2 separate regions of the Mus musculus genome follow, and region 2 is linked to region 1. The links are chromatin contacts, found by POLR2A ChIA-PET in ENCODE. All regions are on one chromosome and are shown on one strand. Each heading gives the region's core, a stretch centred on a gene start or an enhancer-like site at or near the end of the contact. The rest is flanking DNA. Distances are from core to core; before and after follow the strand shown.

Region 1 (4,229 bases), core at 895-3,394:
AGCACCTATTCTAGAGCGAGCCCATATGTTGCCCTTAGAGACCTCTTAAGAGACTCAACTTAGAAACAGATGGGGGACTTTTCTGATGTCTGGGCCTGCACTGTTCTGGCATGACTTGCCCTCAGTGTTTCAGCTCCAGAGCCCACATTCTTTCTCCCTCTTGCCCTGACCAAATGTGCTGACATCATTAAAATAGTGTGAAGGACCCGTCACACGGATGATGGGGACGGAGAGGCATGTGGGTTAAGTATAAATTGGAAGCAAGGGAAAAGAGCTTCTAGGTGCGGCTAAAACTTATTTTGGGGGACAGGCAGTGGTGGCACCCAAGAGGTAGAGGCAGGTGGATCTCTGTGAGTTGAAGGTCAACCTGGTCTACAGAGTGAGTTCCCAGACAGCCAGGGCTACACAGAGAAATCCTGTCTTGAAGAAAAAAAAAAATTTTTTTTTTTTTTGAAAACTACACACCATTCCATGAGACCACTTCAGTAAGCACTTTGCCAGCCGCTCAGGGGAGGGGGAGATGAAGTCCAAGATGACCTTGGACAAAGGCGCTCTTTACACCCATCTGAGCTTGTGGAGAACCATCAACTACACAGGAGAGGGGCTGAGGGGCTAGTTTTCCTGTCTCTAGAACGCCTGGCCCTAACTAAGACACAGTTTTCTCATCCAACTATTACTTCGGGTTAAGAGCTCTGCTAGTCCCCTGCCTGGCACCACAAACTAGGAAACACACTCATCAGAGAAGTGACAAAGTCAGGAACCAGTCCCCACAACCATGCCACTCCTGCTCCCCACCCCTCCCCTTACCCACCCCCAGCACCCTTGACTTGAGTTAGAAAGATGTGTGTATAGCAGGGAATCTTTAAGCTGTAGAGAGGAAATTCTGTCGTGTCCACAGTACAGAGTCTACTATTTAAGCACTTGGTCTATAATAATTACCATTATTATGTTCCCTCATCTGCAAGTCTTAATTTTTCAATATTTTAACATTCCTATAATACAGCACACTTTAAAAATCCCTATACGTTTGGTGGTTTTCTTATCCTGCTACCCCTTAGGCTGTAATTAAATGAAGAGTGGGTCCCGTAATTGGCATTTTAGAATGGAGGAATAGCCAGACCAGTGACTGGAGCATGGAGCACGGGCCAATCACACACCACAGGCATACATATAGTTTAGTCTCATGGGCTTAAAGGCTAAGGTCTAAGCGAGTCCAGACCCAAGGAGAAGAGAAATAAGAATGTGGCCTGGAAGCTAAGGTGCTAGAGGTAGCAGGTCAAGAGAAGCCTGGACTGGACAGGCAAAGAGGAAAACCACCCGATGAAGACAGACATCTACCTCATAGGTAAGGATGAGAAAGGAAATGTGTATACCAACTATGTAACTTGCCACGGGGGGTGGAGAAAAGTGGTGGGGGCGGTAGAATGAATGCCAACTCTCTATCCAGCACTGTTCCACCTCGACTACTAGGGAAGTTGGCAAGAAGGGATCCCTGGATGAGGAAGGAGGCTGCTACAAAGCTGGATTGGAGAAAGGCTCAGAGAAGAGCACAGGGAACAAGAAAACCCTCTCGAAGGATAGAGACAAAGACTTGTCAGAGGAAGACGCAGGAGCAGAGGACTGAGGGGACGCGGCCAGGGAGAACTTAAAGGCTATGGATTGGGGGAGGGGAGGGACTGCGATGGACCAAGGAAGCCGCGAGGGAGGGGACGAGCTAGCGGGACGGTTGGCAGGACCTGCCGGTGGGTCGGGGAAGGCCTCCACTTCTCACCTTTCACGTCGTTAGCAAGCTCCTTCCACGTCGGGGCGAAGGCGATGCAGTGGCCACACCAGGAGGCGAAGAACTCCACCGCCCAGGCGCTGCTGGAGCCGAGCACAGTGGGACGCACCGAATCAGCATCCAGCAGCGTCAGCGGGTCAGAGGACGAGTAGAGCACTGAGAGCCGGGCCGCGTAAGCGCCGGGCCCCGAGAAGAGCAGAGGCGAGAGCAGCAGCAGTAGTAGCAGCAGCGATGGCGGCCCCGAGAGGCGGCCGCACCTCCTCATCCTAGGCGGCTTGAATGTCCACCTCCTTCAAGTTTGTGACTAGTCAGTATCCGGAGCCTGCCGCGCACCAACAGCCTCCGCCCCGGAGGAGGAGGAGGAGCTAAGAGGCTCCGCCCCGAGGCGGGGCCGACTCCCGGGACCGCCCCTGCGAGCGTGTGAGCTGCCAGAGCCGGGGTCCCGGTGCTGGTGGGCGCTCCGCGGTTCCCATCCCCCGGCGAGCCAGACCTCCGAGCTGGGTCCGGAAACGAGTGCCGCCCGGGACCTCAGGCCGCACTCGAGGTCGTTGAGGGGGCCGGGGCAACGTTTGGCCGCTCTCGGCCCCCGTATCCTACGGAAGCGGAGTCCGTTGGCATAGTCGTTACAGATTTATCTTGTTCCTGGAAAGTTCCAGGGGGCTCCTTCTCGCAGTTTTCACATTGGGAATTCGAAGTAGGTGGGAGAAAAGAGCCAGGAGGTAGGACATTGTGATTGTCAAGGCCCACAGGAGCCAGAAGCACGCACGCCTCCGGAGGCCCCACCGTCTAGGGAGCTATTGCTGGAGGGCTTCCTACGAGGGGACAGGACGCCCTCTCCCACAGTTGGCTGGGCTCTGCTGCCTTGGAGTCAAGGTTTCTTTGGCATTGACATCCCTCCACCCTTTGTTGGGTTGATTCCTTCAGGTTGGACTCCCTCCCCACAGCTCAGATGCTATATTGCCCTCAGCCTACTCAGCCTCATGCTCCTATGTTCTCTCAAGTATCCGGATCAACTAAGCTTGTGTCCACAAGTAAGAAAGTGATAGTGAATTTTCCTATGGCCACCTTTTGTACCTCGGGTGCCTTGTGAGATATCTTGAAGTGAATAGGTCATCCTCAGAATTGTCACACTGGCCTTTTTCTTTTGTATCTCTGGATTAGTTAGCCCTCTCTGTGACCCCTTGGCCTAGCCCTTAAGGTGTGTTACTCCTTTCCTTCATAAGAAACTGAGTAACGTCTCTGTGCCAGTCATGCACCAGATATTAAGAATGAGGTGATAAAAGACTGAGGGGTGTGGAACTTACAATGGGGACAGATGGTATGCAAGTGAATGTAGGTTGACTGATGACAAATATCAAGGGGAGCTATGGTTATAATAGGAGGTGGTCAGGGACAGGGACATCTGATATTTGAAGGGACCGACCGAGTCAGTAATACCGCTGAAGACCAAATACAGGTTTGTAATCTTAAAAAATAACAAACCAAAGGGCATGGTGGGGCATGTCTAAAGCCTCAGATACTCTGTAGGCTGGGATGGAACAATATGAATGCCAGGCCAACTTGGGCTACATAGTGTCTCAAAAATAAAAACAACCAAATTATTATATAAATTTCTTATCCTTTTATCTAGATCTTTCTGATAATCTGAAAACCAGTTTCTTTTTTCTGGAGTTCTTGAATTCCCCCAAGATGTCCAGTAGAGTTTGTTGGCTTTGAGGGTAACTGGTTCCTGCCTTCCTCGTTTCCCTCCTGTTTCCACTCTGTTGTATTCCATTATGGGCACAATTTTAACAGCCTTCTTTGCATATCTGAGCCTCGCACACGCTTCCTAGAAAGAGAGACCTTGGGAAAGGGTCAGAGCAGGCTATGTGTCTAAGTGCTGCCTGTTGCTAGAAAGGCAGCATTTTAGGGTCTCAGGTGTTGGAAGCATAATTTTAAGTCTGTTGGCATATGGGCTGTTTGTTTTTGAGGCAGGCCTATTATGTAACTTTGGCTATTCTGGAGCTCACTGTGTAGCCCAGAATGGCCTTGAACTCACAGAGATAATCCTGCCTCTGCCTCTCAAATGCTGGGATTAAAGGCATGTGTTACCTACCATCACCACCCCTGGCACAATTGGGGTTCTAGCTCTGTGGAAACCAGGTAGCTGAAAGATGAGAACCCCAAGGTTGGGCATGGGGTGTTCAAATTTTAAGGAAGTTCTTATGAGGAAACACCAGAATGGCATTTGGGAGGGGACTTCATGACAGTCTAAGGTAAGACCATTCCAGGAAGAGGCCCAACAGCTGGTCTTTTGCTTCCTTCAACTATTTAGGTTCTCTGTGCCTCACATTTAAAACTCGTAAGGAAATTACATCACCAAAGTAAAGTGGAAGGTTCGTTCCTCTCTGACCCTAAGCCATCTCATGTGGTAGGCATTCCTCCCTGGGATTCAGCCCCTGACTGGCTT
Region 2 (4,229 bases), core at 952-3,451, 250 kb before region 1:
CTCCTCCACCCCTCAATTCTCCATTCCAAAAGCTGGATCCCAGACCCTGCACGGCAGTCTCCTGTCTCCTCAGATTTGGGGCACCAACATCAGATCAATAAAGTCTGCTCTCCATCTTAAGGTAGAACTAAGTGTATCCTTTTAATCTACTCTGCTGACCTATTTCTTCCAGTTATCACATTGTCTTAGTGAAGACACACTATGATCATGGCAACTCTTATAAAGGAAAATATTTCATTGGAGCTGGCTTACAGGTTAGTTCATTATCATCATGGTGGGAAGCATGGTGGCACGCAGGCAGACATGGTACTGAAGAAGTAGCTGAGAGTTCTACATCTGGGTCCACAGGCATCAGGAAGAGAACAGTGAGTCTCTAGACCTGGCTTGAACTTCTGAAACCTCAAAGCCCACCCCTTACCCCACAACTCTCCCACTCCCCCACCCCATGACATATGTCCTCCAACAAGGCCACACCCACCCAAGGCCACACCCACTTCAACAAGGCCACACCTCGTAATAGTGCCATTCTCTACCGGCCTATGGGGGCCAGTTTTATTCAAACCACTATGCATGTTATAAGGTGTGCATTTGTCCTTGTTTTTCCTTTTGTGGAGGGACTAATAGTGGAAACATTCTCTATTCTCAAAGAATGTTCGTGAAAGTCAGACCCAAGCCATTTAACTTCTTCCTGTTTCTCATTGTTCACTTATCCTGTTCAAAGTTCTGTTGAAAGTTTAATCCTAAATGGTCAATCAATAACCATTCTTTGTAGTTCTTTGTTATTAGCCTTATGTTTATTAGTGTTTTTATTAGTTTTAAGCTACTAGTGATAAATGACTACACATGAGTGTGTGTCTCTACCATATTTAGAACATACTAGCCACTGCTGATACCAAAATCACATCCCTCATTATCTTAGTTAGGGTTTCTATTGCTGTGAAGAGACATCATGACCACAACTCTTATTAAAGAAAGCATTTAATTGGGGCTGGCTTACAGTTTCAGCGGGTTAGTCCATTTTCATCATGGTGGAAGTATGGCAGCACGAAGGCAGACGTGGTGCTGGAGAGGCAGCTGAGAGGTGTACATCTCAGATCTACAGGGAGCAGGAAGAGTGAGCCACTGGGTTTGGGTTGAGCTTTTGAAAGCTCATTGACACACTTCCTCCAACAAGGCCCTATCTCCTAATCTTTCACAAGTAGTACCACTTCCCGATAACCACGCGTTCGAGTATATGAGCCTATTGGGGCCACTCTTACTCAAATCACCACACTCATCTTAAAGATAAATAATAGTTTATTCTGGAGTCACTTCGAGTGACTACAAATTTAGGTTACCCCAAATTCCAAGTTCCAATGTGGAAACAGTTTCATAGTTTTACAGAACAAAGAAAGTCATAAATCAAAGCAAACTAAAAATACATTGGCGGGTACACAGAGAAGCAGTAACACTGAGACGGGGAAAACTTTCCTACAGGCCCAAGAAGATAGTTGACGACATTCTTAGCTTTTGGGTTGGTGAAAGCTACTACTACTACTAGCACCACTACTAGTACTACTAGTAACAACACACACACACACACACACACACACACACACACACACACACACACACACACACACACAGTTGATGTGAGACACCCCAAAAACTGAGAGCAGTTTCTTCAAGCGACATTCCACATTGGGGTTCTCAAATTCCTGCAGGAGAGAGTACCAAAACGTGCTTTTCGTAAAAACTGATAGCAAATGTACACGGTCTGCGTGTAGACGTAATGAACTTTGTGTATGCATACACTTTTTCTTTTTGACAGTGTGCTGGACGTGGAAAGATCTGTTCCTTTCCGGCAGAGCTATAGAACTGGGTTTCACTTCAAGAAGCACAGGCACAACTGAGATGAGACGATGCAGGTTTGGGGGCCTGGTGAGGCACAACTGAGATGAGATGATGCAGGTTTGGGGGCCTGGTGATGCCTTCTCTCAAAGCGCTGGGAAATGAGGGGGCAGCAAGTTTGGAAAACAAAACACTGATGGGAGAGAGTCATCTAACCATTTAGACACACGGTGGGGCAGTGAAGGAAGGTTTCCATCTGTTGGTGACTCGCTATTTTAAGTCAGAGTGGGTGGTTAGGAAACGGCGGAACCTTTGTCCTCAGCTCTCTGTTTCCCGCGACTCTACTCTAGCAGCTACACTAATGGACCGCCTCCTTCCCTTTCCCCTGGGGGCCCTATCCGGGTGAGTTCCGGAGTTTGTGACTCCGAAGTCCCCCCCAAAACCACGAGCGACGTCCCCTGTCTGTCACCGAGGCCCGTATCTCCATCCCGCACCGCGGCCGCCGCAACCCACGCTAGCGGAGCAGGCGGGGCCCCGTATCCACCGGCGCGTGCCCGGGTGCGCGTCCGACCCGCCGAGCTCGCGCCCCGCTTCACCTCCCAGCTCCCGTCCCAGCCGCACGCGCCGCGCCGCCGGCTTCCCCTCATCTTCCAGCCGAGCGGCCTCCAGACCCCGCACCGTTGGAGCGACCCGGGCGAAGCCCGAGGGGAAACCGGGGGAGGACGGGGCGGTCCTGTGCGCCCGGGTAGGCGGAGTGGCAGAATCACCTGAGACCGCCAGACAGCTCACTGCGTTCCCACTCCCGCTCGAGCTCCGCACCCGGACCGGTGGATCAGGCCCGGGAACCCGCGCCACACCGGGGAGGACCGGCCACAGCGAGCTAGTGAACATGGCCACACCGTTCCTACCCTCGGGGGCCACCACAGGCGACAGCGGTGGGGAACTGAGCTCCGGGGACGACTCTGGTGATATGGAATCCTTCCAGACCCCCGAGGCCGAGGGGACCCGGAGTTTGGCCGAGCTGTTTGAGAAGGCTGCCGCACACGTCCAAGGCCTGGTTCAGGTAGCCAGCCGGGAGCAGCTCCTGTACCTGTATGCCAGGTTCAAGCAGGTAAAAGATGGGTGGATGAGAGGACGTGGGCTGTTTCCTCCAAAAACTTAGTAGCAGATTGCGTGGCTAATGGTCGAGCGTAATGAAGTTTGTATGTGTGTGTTTGTTGTTTTTGTTTTTTACCCTGGAGAATAGCATCATTCTGGACATGGAATAATCTCTCTGATATCCAACGAATATTTATGTAGCCGGGCACTGAATGACAATGTTTCAGTGGCCTTGCCTCTGAACCTTTACAAAATGAGGATGATAAAATAAAATTTGGCATTCGCTGTTGCCAGAAGGACATGTGATAGGAAACATGGTAATGTTAATAATAAGTTTGAAATTTAAGAGAACATTACTGTGTATAAGATGCTAACAATATTACTATTATGATTCTTAGGAACTCTAAATATAGTTGTTATGTTTTTGGCTGAATTTGGTCCTGCTAGATATAGTCCCTCCACATTTTTAAAATTAAGGGCTCCATGCAGGTAACATGGAGGTCTGGTGATGAACTAACTCTCCACTCAGCTTCCTGAATCACTTTCATTTCCAAATAGAAAACCCAGGGGAGTAGGCAGTTTAGAAAGTTACATGGATATATCAGAATTAAAGTGTAGTTTTTGTCTCTAAAACTGAATTTTACCCGATAAAGTAAGGACAGGTTTGAGTTATAAACATAAGACTAATTTATCTTTCAAGGTTAGGTACCAGAAGGAAAGACTATTGCCTTCCTTCAGTGGACAGATACAGTTCAGCAGAACACTGGGTGTTCTGTCTATAGAGAATGCAAAGATGAAAGAACATCATGACACTGCCTTTAAGAAGCTTACAGGATTAGTTAAGGAATCTAGATGCAAATGTGAAAAGAAAATCGATGATTAGGAAAATAGGAAAACCCCAGCTCTTTGGAACTTTGAAAGAAATGACGTTCTGGATAGTAGTCTCTTTTATTTTATTAGAATAAAAAAATGCTTATGGTATAGTTACATATATTTCTCCTGAACTCTTTTTTTTTTAAGGTAGTCATGAGAACCCTCCTGTATTTCTAATTATGTTTTTATTGAGTTTGTGTGTGTCAGTGTAGGTCAGAGGACAACTTGCAGGAGTTGGCTCTCTCCTTTAACCATGTGGGTCCTAGGGATTCAGCTAAGGTTGTCAGGCTTGGTAGCAAGCACGGTTGGCTACACACTGAACTGTCCTGTAGTCTTGAACTTGAGATTCTGGGTAGAGGACGTCTTCTTACAGGACTGATGGTTATTATGAGCACATGCTAGTAATGATGTGGACTGAGAGATATCCC

Evidence for each region. ChIA-PET counts read pairs that join two places held with the same protein, here RNA polymerase II (POLR2A).
Region 2: POLR2A ChIA-PET joins it to region 1 with 12 read pairs in Patski. The contact joins the promoter of Acbd6 here to the promoter of Qsox1 in region 1. POLR2A ChIA-PET finds 5 or more read pairs at or near these places in 3 of 5 experiments (Patski and embryonic stem cell).

Annotation. Positions count from the first base shown.
Region 1 is chr1:155,810,755-155,814,983 of GRCm38, forward strand. It overlaps Qsox1 (quiescin Q6 sulfhydryl oxidase 1), which reads right to left and starts at 2,145. Exons shown (of 12, transcript NM_001024945.1): 1 at 1,772-2,145. The coding sequence starts at 2,045.
Region 2 is chr1:155,555,919-155,560,147 of GRCm38, forward strand. It overlaps Acbd6 (acyl-Coenzyme A binding domain containing 6), which reads left to right and starts at 2,202. Exons shown (of 8, transcript NM_028250.3): 1 at 2,202-2,941. The coding sequence starts at 2,720.